4 separate regions of the Homo sapiens genome follow, and regions 2, 3 and 4 are each linked to region 1. The links are chromatin contacts, found by Hi-C or POLR2A ChIA-PET in ENCODE. All regions are on one chromosome and are shown on one strand. Each heading gives the region's core, a stretch centred on a gene start or an enhancer-like site at or near the end of the contact. The rest is flanking DNA. Distances are from core to core; before and after follow the strand shown.

What was found. Hi-C counts contacts between places; a loop is a spot of excess contacts on that map. ChIA-PET counts read pairs that join two places held with the same protein, here RNA polymerase II (POLR2A). Pooled maps may share reads with other maps.
Region 2: a map of naive thymus-derived CD4-positive, alpha-beta T cell shows a loop between it and region 1 (26-fold over the local background). The contact joins the promoter of NIF3L1 here to the promoter of FAM117B in region 1. A Hi-C loop is called at or near these places in 1 of 168 maps with a recorded cell type or tissue (naive thymus-derived CD4-positive, alpha-beta T cell) and 7 of 50 pooled maps. POLR2A ChIA-PET finds 5 or more read pairs at or near these places in 1 of 52 experiments (CD4-positive, alpha-beta T cell).
Region 3: a loop to region 1 is called in a pooled map, with 6 times the contacts of the local background. The contact joins the promoter of HYCC2 here to the promoter of FAM117B in region 1. A Hi-C loop is called at or near these places in 5 of 50 pooled maps.
Region 4: a map of CD8-positive, alpha-beta T cell shows a loop between it and region 1 (4-fold over the local background). The contact joins the promoter of TRAK2 here to the promoter of FAM117B in region 1. A Hi-C loop is called at or near these places in 1 of 168 maps with a recorded cell type or tissue (CD8-positive, alpha-beta T cell), 1 of 37 single-sample maps with no recorded cell type and 7 of 50 pooled maps. POLR2A ChIA-PET finds 5 or more read pairs at or near these places in 1 of 52 experiments (GM10248).

Annotation. Positions count from the first base shown.
Region 1 is chr2:202,632,565-202,637,975 of GRCh38, forward strand. FAM117B (family with sequence similarity 117 member B) reads left to right here and starts at 2,405. Exons shown (of 8, transcript NM_173511.4): 1 at 2,405-3,224. The coding sequence starts at 2,624. RefSeq lists silencers at 2,443-2,672, 2,863-2,912, 3,013-3,452.
Region 2 is chr2:200,885,455-200,890,620 of GRCh38, forward strand. NIF3L1 (NGG1 interacting factor 3 like 1) reads left to right here and starts at 3,917. Exons shown (of 7, transcript NM_001369441.2): 1 at 3,917-4,198. PPIL3 (peptidylprolyl isomerase like 3) reads right to left here and starts at 3,623. Exons shown (of 7, transcript NM_130906.3): 1 at 3,502-3,623; 2 at 2,159-2,231; 3 at 244-318. The coding sequence starts at 2,161. RefSeq lists enhancers at 2,703-3,447, 3,141-3,190, 3,259-4,458, 3,311-3,560, 3,448-4,192 and 1 more.
Region 3 is chr2:201,069,015-201,074,425 of GRCh38, forward strand. HYCC2 (hyccin PI4KA lipid kinase complex subunit 2) reads right to left here and starts at 2,657. Exons shown (of 13, transcript NM_001321623.1): 1 at 2,596-2,657. It overlaps NDUFB3 (NADH:ubiquinone oxidoreductase subunit B3), which reads left to right and starts at 2,987. Exons shown (of 3, transcript NM_002491.3): 1 at 2,987-3,045. RefSeq lists enhancers at 2,130-2,269, 2,260-2,885, 2,370-2,639, 2,660-2,749, 2,886-3,509.
Region 4 is chr2:201,448,276-201,453,686 of GRCh38, forward strand. TRAK2 (trafficking kinesin protein 2) reads right to left here and starts at 3,183. Exons shown (of 16, transcript NM_015049.3): 1 at 3,075-3,183. It overlaps STRADB (STE20 related adaptor beta), which reads left to right and starts at 3,465. Exons shown (of 12, transcript NM_018571.6): 1 at 3,465-3,663. RefSeq lists enhancers at 2,538-3,392, 2,796-3,325 and a silencer at 3,356-4,035.

The sequences.
Region 1 (5,411 bases), core at 1,155-3,654:
GCCTCCTGAGTAGCTGGGATTATAGGCATGTGCCATCATGCCTGGCTAATTTTGTATTTTTAGTAGAGACAGGGTTTCGCCATGTTGGCCAGGCTGATCTCGAACACCTGACCTCAAGTGATCTGCCTTGGCCTCCCAAAGTGCTGGGATTACATCCTTATTTAAAGGCATATCTTGTCTATCCATGCTTTTCAGACCAGACTTGGCTCTTTGCATGGATCCTGCTGGCAGTTTCCTGTATGTTCCTATCCAGTGAGAAGCTGTTTTTGGCCTCACACCAGGCTGTAGGGGCCAGATAGTGACGTCAGATCTATCCAGAGCACCAGCCAACTTAAGGCAGGTTCCTGGGCTAAGGGGCTGGGGCTTTCTCTGTGGAGGGGGAGAGAGGAGGAGAAAGGGGAATGGATGGTAAGGAGAGATGTGGGTCTCTGAATCACATGGAGACTCTGGAAGTGCTGACCATCTTCTACACACCACATTCTCATATCATCCTTGGTTAATAATCATAACAACAGTATGAAGCACATGGTACTGTTTAACTGCATTTTACAGATAAGGAGACTGGCTAGTGATCCACTCAAGGTCACAGAGTAAGTGGTGGTCATGGGATTTTAATTTCCTCTCTAGGTCTTTTTTTTTTAATTTTTTTTTTTTTTAAGACAGAGTTTCGCTCTTGTTGCCCAGGCTGGAGTGCAATGGAACGATCTCGGCTCCTTCCAACCTCTGCCTCCCGGGTTCAAGCGATTCTCCTGCCTCAGCCTCCCGAGTAGCTGAGATTACAGGCATGTGCCACCACGCCCGGCTAATTTTGTATTTTTAGTAGAGACGGGGTTTCCTCCATGTTGGTCAAGCTGGTCTCGAACTCCCGACCTCAGGTGATCCGCCCGCCTCAGCCTCTCAAAGTGCTGGGATTACAGGCATGAGCCACCACACCCGGCCTCCTCTCTAGGTCTTTAAAAGCCTTCCACCTCACGCCTGTAATTCCAGCATTTTTGGAGGCCGAGGTGGGCGGATCATGAGATCAAGAGATCAAGACCACCCTGGCCAACATGGTGAAACCGCCTCTTTACTAAAAACAGAAAAATTACGGGGCGTGGCGGCACGCGCCTGTAATCCCAGCTACTTGGGAGGCGGAGGCAGGAGAATTGCTTGAACGCGGGAGGCGGAGGTTGCACTGAGCCGAGATTCGAGCCAGTGCACTCCGCCACTGCACTCCAGCCTAGGTGACAGAGAGAGACTTCTTCTCAAAAAAAAAAAAAAAAGGCCTTCCACCACCGCGCAAAGGGACCCAGTAGGATTTCAGGTCCAGAGTGAATCATACTATGCCCTCCACTCCCACATTTTTACACGACGAAATCTGTCTAGCATGTACAACTAATAAAAATAGTAGAGGGAAAAGAGGTCATGGATAGGCAATTTATAGCCAGACAGGTGGGAGTGTAGGTTTTGGCTCCACCATTTTTTATTTTCTTGATGAGGAGCCCTTTAGGTCATTTTAGAAATAGTGTCACTGCCTGCCTTCCCGAGTCTTTGCCACACCAAAGACTTGTTTCCTCCGCTAGACAAAAATATGGATGGCTGTCCCAGTTCTGTCTCAAACAATGATCGTGTAGAATCAAATAAGGCCCTCTGTAAACTATAGCACTTTACAAACTGGTAAGGTAGCAGCCATCCTTCCAAGGTATCAGGGAACAGCGAAGCAGCTGATTAAAATAGTCTTGATTACTTGAGATACAGGAGGGTAGGAATAACATGTGGTAACTGAACTCTATAGATACTATCTAAAATCGCATTCTAACAGGCAAGTTTAATCTTTCTGAGATTTGCCTCTTTGTAGAGCTCTAAAAAATAAAAGGAGAGGGGCGTAAAATGCCAGTAAGATTAGTTAAATTTCTTCTCCTTTTGAGCCCTGCCCATAGGTAGATGGAATTAGGGCAGAACAAAAACATTAAGAATAAAAGCCCGAACGAGATGCGCGTACAGGTGAACACAAGTGAACACTGGGGTAAGGAAATGAGTTATGCGGAAAAGGCTTCAGACCATCCCTGGGAACTGCTCCGGGTCTGGACATTTCCTTTGGCAACCTTCCAGAGTCTGAGTCCCCAGGGCTCCCCCCGGCGGGAAAGGAAAGGCGCGCGTGGCTAGGCGCGCGCGTACACGGGCACTCACGTGTACACACACACGCGCGCACACTACACATACACACAGGGCCCATTTCCTCCGCTCCCTCCCCGCGGGGGGCGGGTCTCTTTCTCTTTAAAGAGCAGACGGTCTCCGCGCACACCCAGGCTCTCAAGGCCTCGGGGGCCCGGGACCCGAGCTGCTCGTAGCCAATGGGAGCAGTGGAGCGGCTCGAGCGCGGCTGACGCTGCACCAATGGGCGATCGTGGGGGGCGGGGGCAGCAGAGGAGACACTATTGTTGATGAGGAGCGGCGGCGGCGGCGGCGGCGGCTGCACCACCTCGTTGCTGCCTGCCCCGGCCCGGTCTCCCCCTGCACCCCGGAGTCCGGCTTCGTCACCCCGTCTTGGGGGGCCTGCCCTCCGGCCTCGAGAATCCTCCCCCTGCAGCCCAACAACAACAAAACCCCCCGTCTCGCCCAGTCACCGGGGAGGGGGGGGACCATGTCCCAGCGGGTGAGGCGCAATGGGTCCCCCACGCCGGCCGGCTCCCTTGGGGGTGGTGCGGTGGCCACGGCCGGGGGACCCGGGAGCCGCTTGCAGCCCATGAGGGCGACGGTTCCGTTCCAGCTGAAGCAGCAGCAGCAGCAGCAACATGGCAGCCCCACGCGGAGCGGCGGCGGCGGCGGCGGCAACAACAACGGTGGCTGCTGTGGTGGCGCCTCAGGCCCCGCAGGCGGCGGCGGCGGCGGTGGCCCGCGCACCGCCTCGCGCAGCACCAGCCCCACGCGCGGCGGCGGGAACGCGGCCGCGCGCACCAGCCCCACGGTGGCCACGCAGACGGGCGCGTCCGCGACGTCCACGCGAGGCACCAGCCCCACGCGCAGCGCCGCGCCTGGAGCTCGCGGGAGCCCCCCACGGCCGCCGCCGCCGCCGCCGCTGCTGGGCACCGTGTCGTCGCCCAGCTCGTCGCCCACCCACCTGTGGACCGGCGAGGTGAGCGCGGCCCCACCCCCAGCCCGCGTCCGGCATCGGAGGAGGTCTCCGGAGCAGAGCCGAAGCTCGCCGGAGAAGAGGAGCCCCAGCGCCCCGGTTTGCAAAGCAGGTAAGTGCTGGGGGTCGCGCAGCAAGGGGGAGGCGGCTGCGGGAAGGGGTCCCGGGCGCGCGCTGCAATCGCGCGGGGACTGCAGAGCTGCCGCGGAGCCCGGGTGGCTGGGGGCGGGGCTGGGGGCGGTGCCGGGCGGTGGGGGACCCGGCAGTGCGGCCCCGCCTTTCCCGGGCCTACCCTACGCCCCGCCCGCCCGCCCGCCTCATTCACCCCTCTGCCCGCCCCGCACGGCTCCCTGGTGGTGGAGGTGCAGCGGCTAAACCTTGGGCTTGAGCTGATGAGTGTTAATGATAAACCTGGCTTCCTGGCCTTACTCCTGGAGGAGTCGTTACTGCTTACCCTCCCTTGAGGGTGAGGCTAGGAGTGGTTTGTCACTTTGTTTTAGGGACAAGGTTAATGTTGGCATAGCCCATATCTGCTGCTGCTAAGTATTTCTGTTCACAAAACAGTTTCAGATCTGGGGTACTGAATGCATTAGCAGTGGCAGATTTGGATCACTGAACAGAGGAGGCTGAGAACCGTGTTTTAGCATTTCCTAAGACTTGATAAATGGGTAGCAAGAAGTGAAAATTAAACAAGATTCCTTAGGAAGGTTTATGGGTTTTGTCTGAGGCTCTGGGTGTATTTCTGATTTTGTGTACTGATTCTGTGTTTTGAATGTAGAAAAACAGAATCCAGTGTTTTGTCTCCATCTTGTTATTGTTTTAGGGAGCTAACATTCGTTGTTTTTCTGTTTACCTGGAAGCTTTCTTGGGGAAGGTCCTGAATGGAGCTGTTGGGTGCCAATGGAGTCATTCATAAAGAGTAACTCAAAAGAGAAATTCAAATTGTGGGAAGTGGAAAGGAATAAAATTTATAATCTTGTTGCCTTAAGGAAAGAAATGGGTGGTTTTTACTTACGTATTCATTTTTGTCAACATATATCTTTGTCTTTCCTTGTCTGGGGAACTTCTGTTAGAATTTTCCAGGCAGAATGGTTGGGAATTTCAGGAAACAAATTCAGATGAAATAGTTTCCGAAATGGAAGGAATAGGATGACTCTTTCTTACTATTTATTTTATGAAAGTTTTAGATAATACTTATTTAGAGAGAATTGCCCTGGAAAATGATGAATAGTATTTTCTTTTTTTGAGACAGAGTTTCTGTTGCCCAGGCTGGAGTGCAGTTACACGATCTCGGCTTACTGCAGCCTCCAACTCCCGGGTTCAAACGATTCTGCCTCAGTCTCCTGAGTAGCTGGGATTACAGGCGACCGCCACCATGCCCGGCTAATTTTTGTATTTTTAGTAGAGACAGGGTTTCACCATGTTGGCCAGGCTGGTCTCGAACTCCTGACCTCAGGTGAAACGCCCGCCTTGGCTTCCCAGAATGCTGGGATTACAGGCATGCGCCACTGCGCCCGGCCCGAATAGTGTTTTCTAATTAGAACCAGAGCACTGTTTTATTTATGTATTTATTTTTATTTATATTTTTATTTATTTTTTGAGACGGAGTCTTGCTCAGCTGCCCAGGCTGGAGTGCAGTTATGTGATCTCGGCTCACTGCAACCATGGTCTCCTGGGTTCAAGCGATTCTCCTATCTCAGCCTCCCGAGTAGCTGGGATTACAGGCACCCGCCATCATGCCCGGCTAATTTTTGTATTTTAGTAGAGATGGGGTTTCACCATGTTTGCCAGGATGGTTTGGAACTCCTGACCTTATGTGATCTGCCCGCCTTGGCCTCCCAAAGTGCTAGGATTGCCCAGCCCAGAGCACTATTTTAAACCTTTTGAGAATGCAGAATGCTTTTCTAAAACTGTGATAAAAGTACTAGATTTCCCCTCCCTGCTTCATAACCTCTGTCACCTACTGAACTCTTACTATTTGGCAGGTGGTTTTTATGCAAAATCTCATTTAACCCTCACTATAGCTTTTAGAGAGGTTAAGTAACAAGTGGCAGAGTTGGTATTTATTTGAACTTTGGTCAGTTGTACTCCAAAGACCATGTCTTTATATTATATCAAGGAAGTGACATCATGATGTGTAAGATAGAATGTGGGAAATATATAGCACACCAAAATTACATGTACTTAGTTAGGTAACTTTTTTTTTTTTTTTTTTTTTAAGATGGAGTCTCACTCTGTCACCTAGGCTGGAGTGCAATGGGGCAATCTTGGCTCACTGCAACCTCTGCCTCCCGGGTTC
Region 2 (5,166 bases), core at 2,667-5,166, 1.7 Mb before region 1:
TAGTTCAAAAGAAAAAGATACTGGCTACTCTATCGTTACCGAAAAATTATCTACGTTCTCTTTGATCCACCTTTGACATTGGACAAATAAGTGGAAATCAGGCCAGAAGTTAGGATGGCTAGTTTTCCCTAACAATGGTTTTACAGAAAGTTTTGTTGTTGTTATTTAGGTTAGATTATTCAATTCCAAAGTGCTTATCTTGTTGTATTAACTGATGTTGAATATGTAAATAATAGTACTTACCTCACATGTTTTGGGTGTCCTCTCACAGAAGACTTCAATTTTAATATCACCTACATCTGTATGCAGTGTCACAGACTAAAAAGGAGAGAAAATGTGAGAACAAATGAAATTTATTTAGGTGACTTTATGCATTGTTTATTTCCCTGTGTGGATATTCAAGATGATAATCTGAATAAAAACAGACAGAAATACTGCTTCAGAGATGACCCATCCACAAAGCAGCTCTTAGAGGTTAAGTTGTACTTTTTTCTCAAAATTGATCCCAACAGTAGAGAAAAAACTCCAGAATATAAATGTTAGGGTTAAGTAGTATCCATGACAAAAATTTGGAAGTAAATATTTTGATGGAAAGAATTATTTTAACTTTGAATTTTTTATCAAGAAAAATAAAAACAATTGTTATGTATTATTGATGTACATGGCAATTCACCAACATCCTTATTTATAGAAAAATGATGAGAAAATGATTTTTCAAAACATAATTTCCACCATTTTCCTTAGGTAATTTAATTCTGAGAAATAGGGTTAAAAAATAATTCCTTTCTCGACTAACAAAAATATAACAAGTGTCAGTGTTTCTAAATCTTAAATGTGCAGAGATAACCACAGTGCTTTCTTGCTTGCTTTTTGTTTTTGTTGTACCTGTTTTTCTGTAACCTGTATACCCCTTGATATGATACTGTATTCCAGAGAGGGAGAAAACAATTTGGAGGGTTCCTTTTTCATTTCTCCTTTTTTTTTTTTTTGAGGTGGAGTCTTGCTCTGTCGCCCACACTGGAGTGCAGTGGCGTGATCTCGGCTCACTACAATCTCCACCTCCTGCGTTCAAGCAATTCTCCTGCCTCAGCCTCCCAAGTAGCTGGGATTACTGGGATATGCCACAACACCCAGATAATTTTTGTATTTTTAGTAGAGACAGGGTTTCACCATGTTGGCCAGGCTGGTCTCGAACTCCTGACCTCAAGTGATTGGCCCACCTCTGCCTCCCAAAGTGCCGAGATTACAGGCGTGAGCCACCGCGCCTGGCCTAGCAGTTAGAGAGTATGAGCAGGTTAAAGATGTGTGTGGGAGAAGCAGGGCACTATTCTCATTGCCTTTTTCTACTTCAGGTTCTAGTTGCCCACTTTATTTAATTGTTTTTTTAAAAGTAGAGACGGGGGCCTCACTGTGTTGCCCAAGCTGGTGTTGAACTCCTGGGATCAAGCAGTCCTCTCACCTCCGCCTCCCAAAGTGCTGGGATCACAGGTGTCAGCCACTGTGCCCAGCCTAGTTGCCCACTTTAGATCTAGAGCAAAATAATCCAATTAAAATTGTCAGACCTGTCTATTCTCTTCTGCTCCTTCAACTCTCCCTTTCCATTTCTATCTATCTTGTAATCAATCTTTCTCCATAAAAGGTAAATTCTGGCTGGGCGAGTTGGCTCACGCCTGTAATTCCAACACTTTGGGAGGTCAAGGCAGGCAGATCACCTGAGGTCAGGAGTTCGAGACCAGTCTGCCCAAAATGGCGAAACCCCATCTCTACTAAAAATACAAAAAATTAGCTGGGCGTGGTGGCAGGCGCGTGTAATCTCAGCTACCGGGGAGGCTAAGGCAGGAGAATCGCTTGAACCCAGGGGCAGAGGCTGCAGTGAGCCGAGATTACACCACTGCACTCCAGCCTGGGAGACAAGAGTGAAACTCAAAAAAAAAAAAAAAAAAAAAGGTAAATTCTGTGCATTTTAAGTGACAACATTAAAGAATTTTAAAGCAATTTTGTGTATTTTTTAAAAGAATTATTCCATATTAAGTGCTTCTATATTATACAATTTCTCCATCTTGCCACTGCAATTTCCATGAACTTTTATTGCCCTTGACTGAATTTCTAAAAATTACTTATAATGAAAGACATTAGATAAAAATTGCTCAAAACTTACCATTTTTCCTCTTAGTGGTTTCAGGAAGGACTACGTGATTTCTCAGTCTTACAGCGAGCTCAAAAATAAGTCTCTAGTCCCAAAAGAAAAAAAGAATTAGGCTCATTTTCCTGTCTTAACTCACACACGCTCATCTTTACTGAACATTTTAAATAAAAACCTCGCCGGGCGTGGTGGCTCACGCCTATAATCCTAACACTTTGGGAGGCCGAGGCGGGTGGATCACTTGAGGTCAGGAGTTCGAGACCAGCCTGGCCAACATGGCGAAACCCCGTCTCTACTAAAAACACAAAAATTAGCCGGGTGTGGTGGCAGGCGCCTGTAGTCCTAGCTACTCAGCAGGCTGCGGCAGGAGAATCACTTGAACCCAGGAGGCGGAGGCTGCAGTGAGCTGAGATCGCGCCACTGCACTCCAGCCTGGGTGACAGCGCGAGACTCCGTCAAAAAAAAAAAAAAAAAAAATCCTCTAATGGCATCCCCTAGGTAATAAAAACCCGGCTATAGAAGATATCCTACCCGATTCAAGCCTCCCAATCTCCTACTTGCCCGGCTTGCTCTTCTTCAAGAGCCTCCTTGCAAGTCCCCCAATAACCCAGATACCTTCCCTTAGGGTCCAGGCATTGGGTGTCCCTTTTGCCTGGAATTCTTATACTCAGACATCTCTACGGCTAATTTCCTCACCTCCAAATTTCTGCTTAAATGTCAAGTTTAACTGACCTGACAATCCTACACAGAACTGCTTTAGCCCTTCAGCCCTAGGACATTCCTATTTCCTTCTCCCACAGCACTTATCACTAATATACTATGAAATTCGCTTTTTTTTTTTTTCACCACAGCACTTATACTAATATACTATGAACTTTTTTTTTTCCACCACAGCACTTATCACTAATATACTATGAACTTCTCTTTTTTTTTCATTTTGAGACGGAGTCTCGCTATGTCGCCAGGCTGGAGTGCAGTGCGGCAGGATCTCGGCTCACTGCAACCTCCGCCTCCGCCTCCCGGGTTCAAGTGATTGTCGTGTCTCAGCCTCCCGAGTAGGTGGGACTACAGGCGCGCGCTACCATGCACGACTAATTTTTGTATTTTTAGTAGAGACGGGGTTTCGCCGTGTTGGCCAGGCTGGTCTCGAACTCCTGACTTCAGGTGATCCGCCCGCCTCGGCCTCCCGAAGTGCTGGGAGGCCGCCGTGCAGGGTCCTTCTTTTACTCTGACGTTGCAACAACAGCCTCGCCGCCCACTGTTCACTCGCAGTATCCCAAGAACTAAACCAGTAGCAACACAGAACTCAGCAAGCATTCGAATAAGTGAATGAAAGAATTAATGACGTTACTCCATACTTGGGCTTCACCACTTCGTCTAGCACAGCCGTTGTTAAAACAGGAAAAATGCAATCGCAGATGCCAGCAGAGGTCTGTTGGTTCAAAATTATAGTTTCTTTGGGCCAGCGGAAGTTGGGCGCGGGACCCAAGAGAGAGAACGCCCCTTACCGCCTCACCTCCTTCCTCCCCTCATCTTCCTATCTCAAACCAAAACGACAATGCAATTTATCCCCAACCGGAAATTTGACAGTGAAAGGGAGCTCTACTAATAATTGCACTGGGACAAGAAGTGTAAGGCGAAACTACCTGGGCAACCTCAAGCAATGCTTTACACTCGGCTGCCAAACGGAAAGGACCACTTCCGCCCAGCTCTCCCGCTACGGGGAGCCAAGTGCCACAGCATCCGGAGCGCCGACGCGGGACCGGAAGTGACGCAGAGAAGTTTCCGGGACTGGTGAGTAGTGGGCGATTTAAAAACCCGCGAGTGTAGTTGTGACCTTCGCGGTAGGTGCCGGTTGGGGCCGGCTGTGATTGTTATCTTGGTGCTGCAGAGGACAGCAGAAGAGGAGATTGGGTCAGAAAACTGCCCTGCCGCACCAGAGCACAGCGCACTAGTGGGACAGGGGTCCTGACTCAGACTTAACTGGCTGTGTCTCGTGGTTTTTCACTGTCCTGGAAAAGGCCTGAAGTGGCACTGAAATGAGGCATAGATGAGGTAACGTCGAGGGAGCGGTTTGCAGGTTGCAAAGGGGCCCTACTGATGCTGCTTAATAGTAAACAGTGCTTACTCTAGGACGGGAGTTGTTTCCAGCTTTACGTGTAAATCTCGCGATATTGTGGCCTGGGCACTATTTCCATTAAGGAGGAAACTGCACAGGATAAGTCATTTACCTGCTGTTGCACAGCTCTGGCTCTAGGATTCAGGCTGGCTTCAGAGTCGGTGCTCTTAACCGCCATACTATGTTGCCTTCTGTTGTCGTTGTTGACTGTGGCCATGTAGCTTCGCAGTTTCCTCATCTGTAACAGTAAATAACTCAAAACCTGCATGATGGCCCACTAGGGTTTCACTTTCGAGCTTGCCAGATGTAGAAAATGCTGGAGAATGGAGTACTATGAGGACCATTAGAAGATCTTTCAAGGCCGGACGCAGTGGCTCACCCCTGTAATCCCGGTACTCTTGGAGGCCGAGGCAGGTGGATCACTTGAGCGCAGGAGTTTGAGACCAGCCTGGGCAACATGGCGAATCCCCATCTCTACTAAAAATACAAAAATTAGCCAGGTGTGGTGTTTAGCGCCTGTAGTCCCAGCTGCTCAGGAGGCTGAGGTGGGAGGATCTGCTTGAGCTCAGGAAGTCGAGGCTGCAGTGAGCTGAGATCACGCCACTGCACTCCAGCCTAGGCGCCTAGTGAAACCCTGTGTCAAAAAGAAAAAAACAAAAACAAACTTCCAAGACCTCGAGTGGTTTTTGGAGACCCTGTATCACTTCAAATAATGTGTTAAACAAGCATCTTCATCTCATTAAATAGAAATGTTGAAAAATTGCTTTTGGAATAATTGACTTATGGATATTTCATCAAATTTACAGTTGGCTATGCTTTCTTATTGTGCATACTATGAAATGTTTTTCTTCAAAAAGTGTTTATAAGTGGTAAGTTTAAGAATGGGGTTGACAGCATTATCTTT
Region 3 (5,411 bases), core at 1,407-3,906, 1.6 Mb before region 1:
GGAAAAAAAAAGAACAATACAAAGTACTGGTATGATAACTAGTTTTGAAACTTCTGCCCATATTTTATCAGTTTTTCACTATGTAGCATTGGTTTTTCTATAAGACTCAGTCAAGCTGAAAATTTCAATCATTCTAGAACTTAATAAACTACTACAAGATGCCAAAACTGTATTGCAAATAATCAAACTTAAATCTGAATTGCATGTCAAGACAGTTAAAGGGCCGGGCTAAAAAACACACTTTCAAGGTCTATTTTAGGGCAAACAATTAAACTCCTTTACAATCATTGTTTCAAATTCCTTATAAACAGCTCCAATACTGAAATGTTTCATCAGAGAGAACTTCTATAACGTATAAACGATCATCTAACCACACTATATGCTAATTTGGACTAGTGTTTCTTTAGCTACTTGGTAATTTCCTACTCGATACTCAACTTACTGCATTCTACAATGACACCTACTGGCCATTCAAAATCAGCCATTAGTTCTCTAAGACAGCTCTAGTAGGCTGGTTACATAAGAAGAAACACACACACACACACACACACACACACACACACACACACACACACGCATAAAAGCAACACACACACACACACGCATAAAAGCAAAGATTTAACTGGTACTCAAAACACTACAGAATTCCACCTAAAATAGAACCAGAAATTTTCTTTGTGACTGAGATTGCATTATTCTTGGAAAAGGAGAAAAGACAAAGAACAAAACACCAAACATCAATAAAAATTTTTATCTAAAGCACTGACAAATGTCTCAGTACTGAGAACATCTGGGAACAAACAACTTTAATGATGCACCTCTTTCCCAATTAAATTTTTGAGAAAAAATGAAATTTTGATTTAGGTTCATATATAGGAATATAAATTACCATTAATAGAAAAAAATCACATCTTATAAAGTTTTTCTGACATGCAGTACCGAAATAAATTTAGGAAAATTGTAGAGTTGCTGACACTACATTAGACCTTATCTCCTAAGCTAAAGGCAATATTTCAAACACCTTACATTTTAGAAATTTATAACACTTCTTTTAAAATCATTTTCCAGTGCTGCTCTCAAAATTGTTTTTCAATGACCTACAAAATCAAGTTTTTATGTCGTTTGCCCTTCCATAACACATACTGAATAGAATTCCTATTTTAATTCTACATTTTATTGTGGAAACAATGAATTATAAAATTTTTTTAAATAAGATAATTTAGTTAATTATATCTATAAATATATTTTGCCTCTGTCCGAGAGGTTCAGAGTCCACTTTTTAAACCTAATAAATAATTCATAAGTAGCTTCTCAGACTTGCTTACAGAACAAACTACTTAAAAGTTGACTTTTTTCTGCCGGGCACGGTGGCTCACGCCTGTAATCCCAGCACTTTGGGAGGCCGAGGCGGGCGGATCATCTGACGTCCGGAGTTCGAGACCAGCCTGACCAACATGGAGAAACCCCGTATCTACTAAAAATACAAAATTAGTCGGGCGTGGTGGCGCATGCCTGTAATCCCAGCTACTCCGGAGGCTGGGGCAGGAGAATGGCTTGAACCCGGGAGGCGAAGGTTGCTGTGAGCCGAGATCGCGCCATTGCACTCCAGCCTGGGCAACAACAGCGAAACTCCGTCTCAAAAAAAAAAAAAGTTTATTTTTTTCCCCATATTCAGACCACCACCTTATTTGCACAGTCCCTAACTTCCACAATATCCTGGGGGGAGGAAGGGATCTACCAACTAATTTTCTAGTCATTTTCCAACTTACACTGAGCTCCTACTGTACATTTTTAAAGGATTCCCCACTTTTCTGAAGATCTTTAAAAAATGTTGTCAGCCTTGACCCTCAAATAAATTCACGAACTACAAAACATGAACCTGGCCACATTCATCGCAAACTAGTATCTGTCAAGTCCATAATTGGGATAAGCTCTTCGTGACTACTCTATCCTCCATGCTACCACCCTTCGCCTAGAGAACCTGCCAATGTAAATGGCACTCAAGCCAATGAAAAAAGTGTTCTAACACATTAATAGGTTGCAAGACCTCCTCTCCCAGGAGGGACAACCTAGTTGTTTGGGTAAATAACAGCCAAAGATTACATAATGTACAGCAATAATGAGTGTTCAGAATCTGACCGCCAGTAAATATTTTTCTTCTCCGCTCCCCCTCACCACCCCCAGGAAATGGCCCTAAGAAGCAATCACTGGGATTTCTCTTAACTGTCTTCAATGCCGTGTCCTTTTCTCGCCTGGGGCTTTGTGCAAAGAATCCCTTCAGCCCTCACGACACCGCCTTGCTCCCGCCTCTCCTCCCTCTCTGCTGGCGCCACCGCAGCCCCCACGCCCTAGGTGGGCCCCCACGTCGCCCCACAAGGCTCGGCTTCCACCCGCCTCGGCTGCCGCCTTCTCCTCCTCACGACCCTCCCAAGATGCTACCTGGTTTACGAGAGGTTCCGGGACCACCAACACACCGGCTACCGCCTTTCCAGACCACCCTCGCCAGCTCCCGTCTGTAGTTTCCGCGGCCGAAGGAGAAGAAAACCCCTCTTCATCTAGCACTTTGCCTCCCCCAAAGACAGCACCGCCGCCTACCTGTCACCCTGCTGTCTCCGGCTTCCTACCGCCGCCGCCTCCCGCAGCAGCCTGCCAACTGCAGCGCAACAACCAACCCTCTCATTGGGTGAGAACACGCTCTCAACAACAGCCTCCCTTATTGGCTGCAGTATGCCGGCAGCCCCGCCCTGTGTGCGGTGTCTAAGGATTCCGTCCCCAAGCAAGGACAACATATTATCTTCCCCGCCCTTCTCTTTTCTACAGTATCTGTTACCTCAGTCAGATTGAGGATGCACATATACTGGGAAAATAATCGACTTCCAGCGTCCCTCATGTAGTCTCTACCTGATTCAGGAATCTCTAACCCAGTATCGGAACGTTAAGCGGCTTCTCCGCTTTCCTGCCGTGAGAAACTCGAGGTGACAACCTCCGTTTCCGGTTGGCTCCGGTTGCAGAGTTGAGTGTCCTGAGAGGTCAGATTGCTGTCAGGTAAATTAGGGAGTTGGTGGGAGGCCCGTTGATTAGGATTAAGAGCTAGACTCTATTCTGGGGAGTGCAGAAAAGGAGAGACTAAATGGAGAAGGATGGGAGGCTGGGAGGGAGATCAAAGAACTAGCAGGCGAGAACTAATGAAGTCCTAGTTTAGAGTTGGGGTAGGAAGAGGTGGTTGGAGGATTCAGTGATCATTACTGTAGTTGTTAAATCCAGGTGCTTGTTCCCGCTTCTGCCACACGCAAAATTGTCTTTGTTTGCCTTTGGATCGCAAAGGCAGAAGAACAGCATCACTAAAAGTAATAACAGTTCATTTGTTTTTTATGTTCTAATATTCATATAATCACAGTTTTTAATACGAGGAAGTTAAGATATATACTTGATAGTCTTCGGTAAACTAAAATTGCATGTAGTGGAAGTAGCATTATCTTCTTATTTCTTTCTTAGGGAAAGGATACCAGCACATTTTCTTAGAGCCAGCTTCCTTTAGTGGAGGTTGATCTTCATGAGACTTTTAGATTCACTTCAGACATAGATAGCTTTTAAAATTTTTGGTTGCATGTTTTTTCTTTATTTAACTAATTTCCTTACTGTTATTATTTGAGCTGCTCTGAAACGGAAATAACCACCATTTTTCAGTCCTCAGCACAATTTAAGTCAATTTTTCTATTTTTATTTTTTATTGTCAAGTATATATACAGAAGGGTGTATAAAACATACATTTTAAAAAATTATAACTAACAGAAGCAGACACTCCTGTATCCACCTCTTAGATTAGAAAATAAAGCATTGCCAATAACTTAGAACATGCAGTCTTAACAGGGGTGATTTTACATTTCAAGGGGTTGAAAATTGGTGGGGCCGGGGTCGGAATCTTAGTTACTACAATGATTTGTGTCCCTCCAAAGGGCCACAGTATATAAACAGTTATACAGTATATATGTAGTGTTAAATTTTCATGGCGGGGGGTGTGATTAGGAATAAAATGTCTAGAAAGGTTCCTTACAGGGACAATAGTTAAAAATTGGTTGAAAAACACTGCCTTAGAATCTCCCAGTATGTTTCTGTGATTCCATCTCCTCCACCAAGAGGTAACCATTATCCTGACTTGTGCTAAGCACTCACTTGTTTTACTTTAATTTTTCCGTCTATGATGAATTCCTAAAAAATGAATTGTTAGGCATTTCAATCTATATAAATGGGTTCAGAGTGCATGTGTATTTTTTTCTGACTCACCCCTTGCTCATTATCCATATTTGTGGAGATTCAATCACACTTTTGCATGTAGTTTTTTGTTGTATAATATTCTACAGTGTGACTATACCATAATCCCTTCTATTGTTATTGGACATTTGGGTTGTTTACAGTTGGGAGAGAGAATAAACAATGTGGCTATAAAGGTTCTTTTAAAAACATATTTCTTAGGCTGGGCACGGTGGCTCACGCCTGTAATCCCAACACTTTGGGTGGCCGAGGCAGGCGGATAATGAGGTCCAGAGATCGAGACCATTCTGACCAACATGGTGAAACCCAGTCTCTACTAAAAGTACAAAAAATTAGCCGGGTGTGGTGGTGCACGCCTGTAATCCCAGCTACTCGGTAGGCTGAGGCAGGAGAATCACTAGAACCTGGGAGGCGGAGGTTGCAGTGAGCCGACATTGCACCACCCACTGCACTCCAGCCTGGCGACAGAGTGATACTCCATCTCAAAAAAAAAATTTGTTTTTTTTTAAAGACTAGAGGCTTGATGTCTCTAAGAAAATATTTTAAATATATTTTTTATATTCCATAAATATAAACCTTTGATCTGTGATTATGTTTATAAGATTTACAGTTGATAAAGTAGATTCATATATCCAAATTGTTCCAAAGACACTTTTATTTATTTATTTTATTTGTATATTTTTTGAGACAGAGTCTCGCTCTGTCGCCCAGGCTGGAGTGCAGTGGCGCGATCTCGGCTTAGTGCAATCTTCACCTCCCAGGTTCAAGTGATTCTTCTGTCTCACCCTCCCTAATAGCTGGAACTACAGGCATGTGCTACCATGCCCAGCTAATTTTTTTATTTTTAGTAGAGACGGGATTTTGCCATGTTGGTTAGGCTTTTCTTGAACTCCTGACCTCAGGTGTTCCACCTGCCTCAGCCTCCCAAAGTGCTGGGATTACAGGCGTGAGCCACCGCTCCTGGCCTCCAAAGACACATTAATATTTTCTAATAACGATTTGATCATCTGTTTTGAGATTAAGTTAATTAAAATTAAATTAAAATTCCCAGTTCCCAACTGCACCAGCCACATTTCAAGTGCTAGTGGCTACCATATTGGACAGTGTCTATCTAGAATATATGTACTAGGAGTGGAATT
Region 4 (5,411 bases), core at 1,933-4,432, 1.2 Mb before region 1:
TTGTCTTCTCTGACACTCAGTACTACCATGTAGTAGCTACATGACCTTTGGTATATTTACTATCTTCTCTTTGCTTTAGTTGCCTATCTATAAAAACACCTCAGTGCTATTGTGAGGATAAGTTAATATAGGTAAAACATTATCTAACACATAGTATTACATAAATGTTTCCTATTATTATAAGAACACTGCAGATCTGAACAGATAATGACTCAACTATGAATAATTTAGTTCTTTTAATTACTAAGTCATTTAAATGTGACTATTACCTTTTTGCCTCCTATTTCTTACCAACTAAACAGGATGGTAACTAAAGAGGTTCAAAACTGGTACAGATAATATAATGAGAGCTCACAATAAACATGAAATAAGACATTATCTGTCTCATTCCTTATACTGGTATTTAACATATTTGGGGCACTAAAGCAAAGAAAGTTTCAGTGGAGAATAACACTTCTCTGCTCGTATTTTAATTTTTTTTAGAGATGGCGTCTCACTCTGTCACTCAAGCTGGAGTGCAGTGGTGCCATCATCGCTCAAGGGATCCTTTGATCTCAGCTGGCACTACAGGCACAAACAACCACACCCAGCTATTTTTTATTTTTGGTAGACATGGGGTTTTGCTATGTTGAACAGGCTGGTCTCAAGTCATCCTCCTGCCTCGGGCTCTCAAAGTGCTGAGATTACAGGTGTGAGTCACCACACCCAGCAGGGTCATATTTTTATTTGCAGACTCACAAAACCTGTAAACTGAAAAGAACCTTTTGATAAAAGTCCAGTCTTATAATTTCTTACATAAGTGAGATGGATTTGGAATGGGCTTTTCGGGTCTTACTGAGCAGTTCAGTAAGAAATGGGAATTGTAGGCAGAGAGAATCAGTTTGTTCAAAAGTACTAAAGCAGGGGTTCAGGACTTATTCCAGATGTCCAAGGTGTGTGTTGGAACCAGTCTTAGACAATAACACTAGACAATCCTCTTTAACCACTCAACCTTTAAAGTCTATAATTTCTGAAGTACGTATTAGTTACCTGATCTGTGACTTGGAAGCAAGGCAGATCTAGATTTAAATCTCCCCTTGTTACATAAGCAAGTCTTTGAGCCTCAGATTAGTGTGATAGGTTTGTTAAAGTGATTAAGTGAGCTAAAGTATGAAGAGCTCCCACCTGGGGTGCCTGGCAGATTGCAAATACTAAAATGTTGGTTCTTTTTTTTTTTTTTTTTTTTTGAGACTGAGTTTCACTCTTGTTGCCCAGACTGGAGTGCAATGGCTCGATCTTGGCTCACCGCAACCTCCGCCTCCTGGGTTCAAGCGATTCTCCTGCCTCAGCCTCCTCAGTAGCTGGGACTGCAGGCATGTGCCACCATGCCTGGCTAATTTTTTTTTTTTTTTGAGATGGAGTCTCGCTGTTGCCCAGGCTGGAGTGCAGGGGTGCAATCTTGGCTCACTGCAACCTCTGCCTCCGGGTTCAAGCAATTCTTCTGCCTTAGCCTCCGAGTAGCTGGGACTACAGGCGCGTGCCACCACGCCCGGCTAATTTCTGTATTTTTAGTAGAGACGGGGTTTCACCATATTGGCCAGGCTGGTGTATTTCCTTTCAGTAGAGACGGGTTTCTCCATGTTGGTCAGGCTGTTCTTGAACTCTCCACCTCAGGAGATCTGTCCTCCTTGGCCTCCCAAAGTGCTGGGATTACAGGAGTGAGCCACAGCGCCCGGCCAAATGTTGGTTCTTTCTAACAAACCTCTTCCATCATATGAATAAGTGTGTAAGATAACAAAACACTGTCTTTCACATGGTATGTGCTTGCTAAATGTCTGAGACTTGCTGGACATTACTTAATTTTAAAAATAGAAAACTGGAGCTGGGTGTGGCGGCTCACGTCTGTAATCCCAGCACTTTGGGAGGCCAAAGCGGGTGGATCATGAGGTCAAGAGATCGAGACCATCCTGGCCAACATGGTGAAACCCCATCTCTACTAAAAACACAAAAATTAGCTGGGCGTGGTGGTGCGCGCCTGTAGTCCCAGCTACTCTGCAGGCTGAGGCAGGAGAATCGCTTGAATCCGGGAGGCGGAGGTTGCAGTGAGCCGAGATCACCCCACTGCACTCCAGCCTGGCGACAGAGCGAGACTCTGTCTTAAAAAAAAAAAAGAAAAGAAAGTTGGAATAACTGCTAGGATGATAAAATGTCTTCATCCCTGACCTTTCTCACCTCCAAATGTCCTTCACAATTTGTTTTTAAGTGTCATGTCACCACCATTAACCTGCTATTTGGAGACTACTGTACCTCAGACTTCCAAGTCAACAGCAAAGATCTAAAGGTCGGGAAGATTTACGGAGACCAAGAACTGAAAGTGTTCCTTTTGTTCCTATGGTCCATTCCATCAACTTGATGAATATCCTGTGAAGTTACCTTTTTTTTTTTTTTTTCTGACGTAGAAACAGCAGGTCTAAGCAAAAGGTGCATGAGCAAGAGCAAGTAACATCCCTATTATTATGACGCAGATTTTTTTTTAAGTTGAAATTCAATTTTTGGGCTGCTACTAAAAAGGACATGTGCGAATATCTATTATTTACGCTTCAAACTAAAGTCAGCCGTTTTTCTTTTTCAAGATATGTGGCATCTGGCTCAAAATCAATTGCAAGAAAAGCCCAACTCTATTTGACCCAGAAAGAGCTCTTTCCAATACCCTCTCCTCCCACTTACATCACAGATGGCGACTGAAGCTTAAGGTTTAATGCCCGACCCTAAAGCCACTCATCCTAAAAGACAGGGCTCCAGATGGATGCTGTATGGCAGAGGATAAGGCGCTATGAGAAGCTGCCAAGCCTCAGATGTGCAGCTGGGCTGAATACCGACGCCAGCGCCTAGCGCCCATTACTTTGCACCCACACTTAGGAAACAACCCACGCCTCACCGCGGGACCCGGACCCAGCCCTCCAGCACCCAGCCTCCGGCTCCGACGTCCGCGCGTGACCTCCGGGTACCGGAGGACCTTGGGACGAGGAGGTCCCTCCGCTTTCCGGGGAAGTTGTCAAGGGCAAGTTCGGGTTCTGCGCGGACAGCTTACTCACTGGAGTGGTTCGGCATCCTCTGTCGTCCGCCCGCGCTTCCTCAGGAAGCCCCTAATGCAGCGGCAGCCTGAAAGCAGCAGCCGAAGCTGCTGCCGCTGCTCCCACTGCCAGCAACCGCCCGGGCGTGGCAGGGACAGGCGGGCGACTTCACAACATCATCACTCGGCGACCTCGGTTCTGCGGCGACACCGGGTCAATGGCAGCCCCCACACAATTGGGGAAGCCAAAGGAGAGCCACTCTCCCAGCGGCCTCCACGGCCCCAGCGCAAGACCTGCTGGGAATTGTAGTTTCCTGCCCGCCCCGCCTCAAGCTCGAAGGCCCCGCCTTCTCGCTGCCCAGCCCCGGGGAGGGAGGCGGGGCCGCGACCCCGGCGCGGGTGGGGCGAATGCGTTCCCAGCGGGTAGCCTGGGACTGGTGCAGAGTTCCAAGCCCACGGCCCCGGTCGCGGCCTCGCCGCCCTCCCGCGCCCCGCGCCGGGAGCGGGCCTAGAGCGCTCGCCTCGCCCCTCCGCGAGCAGGGCTCTGGCGCCCGCCCCTGTCCGCACCGCTGGCAGCCTGAAGAGAGTCGCTGGCCGTGGTCGCCGCTAGGGTAAAGACGGGAGGCAGGCCCGGGAAGGGAAGGTGTCGGGGCCGGTGGGGGACGTGTGAGGGAGTGAGCCTTGGTCCGCGCACGCCCGGGAAGCCAGAGGCCAGAACGCGCTAGCCCACCTCCAGCCCGAGCACCGGCGGCTGGCGGGAGCCGTGGCAAGAATGCGGCCCGAGGTGGCGAGCAGCCACTGCGCCAGTGCAGCTCGGGCTCAGCGGGGCCCGGGCCGCGGGTTCGCAGCCCGCCCAGTGGTGCCTGCCGGGTTGGCCGTGCCGGCCGTGCCAGGTGCGCGGGGCCCAGGCCGCCCGGGCGCCCTCTCCCCGCACCCCTCACCTTTGGCCGCGCTCTCGGGCTTGGGGAGTTGCCATATCGAAGACACCCTCAGACCCCAGCTCTATCTGCCGCCTTCTGCAAGTTCGCTGCAAAGTCCCCCATAGCAGGACTAGGAAGGAACCTTTTACAAAATTAAATACTCGAGTGTCGTTTTGTCTTCGGTTTTTCAATTCAACGCTGTGTTTTTCCCTGCTGGGTCTTTGTCAAGTACCTTTTCCCCAAAACTTGATACGGATGTGTAACACGGCGCCTGCTTAGCACGGTGCCTGGCACCCAGTAGGCGCTCAGTAAAGATTTGTTGAACGCATGAGTCACTAAGCTTGGAAAATTCTCCTGAACTGTGCGTCGCTATGATCTTTGTTAAGATTTTATGGGTTCCCAAGATCACTTTGAAAATTACAGTAATTTTAAAGCTCAACAAAGAGTTACATCGGGTCATTTTTGCATTCCCTGTAACAGTGGCCTCTGTTGAATGCCTAAATTAACTCAAAACCCGTGTTCTAGAAGATGCGCCCTTTGGTTTCTACAGAAAGTGTTAATCTTTCAGATCAAAGTCTTCACATGAACCATTCTATTATGGAACAAACTGAAATTACTTATAAAGCTTTATCGTAATTAGCGTTTTGGATACAAGTGTAAGGGACTGCACTGATGTACTTGTGAATACGAAATATAAGTCTCTTAAATATGACTTTTTTTTAAGAAAGGGTTTATATTCATATCTCGTGAAAGAGCATGCCGGAGAAAATTATAATAACAGCAAATCCCCCACCCCCACCCCTTTGCTGGGTGCAGCTGCTGCCTTGACCTCAAAATGTCTTGTAAAATTATCTCTTAATAGTCTGGTGTATCTAAGGCAAAAATCTCTGAGATTAAACCACCCCATAGGGACAACCCTTTTATTACTAACAATTCTTACCAGATTGTGTCTGTTTCTTCTGAGCTTTTCTGAAAAAGAGAAAAAAATAGACAACGTAATGGAGTTTCACATTATTAAGACAAAATCAGTAACAACTTGCTGACATTGAGTGAAAAAAGCAGGATACAAAATCATGATAACCAGAAAATTTGGTTAATCATGACATCCATAACCCTTCTGCTTGTGGGAAGGTCAGCTACAAGTGGCCAGGGTCTTGTCTGCCCTGATTACCAGCGGGTGTCCACAGTGCCTGACCCATGGTAACCACTCATTAAACACTTGTGTAATGATTACTTGGCTGTTAACAGATTAACAGTGTATTGACTATGATGTGTAGTTTCTTCATTTACTTGGATATCTCCTTAGAATAGATCACTCCGGGGAATTTTACTGGGTCAAAAAGTATGAATATTTTCATGGTTATTGAAACATTTGACAACCTGCTTTCCAAATAAACCTTATAGTTTTGTACTGCCATCAGTACATTTGAGTGTACCTT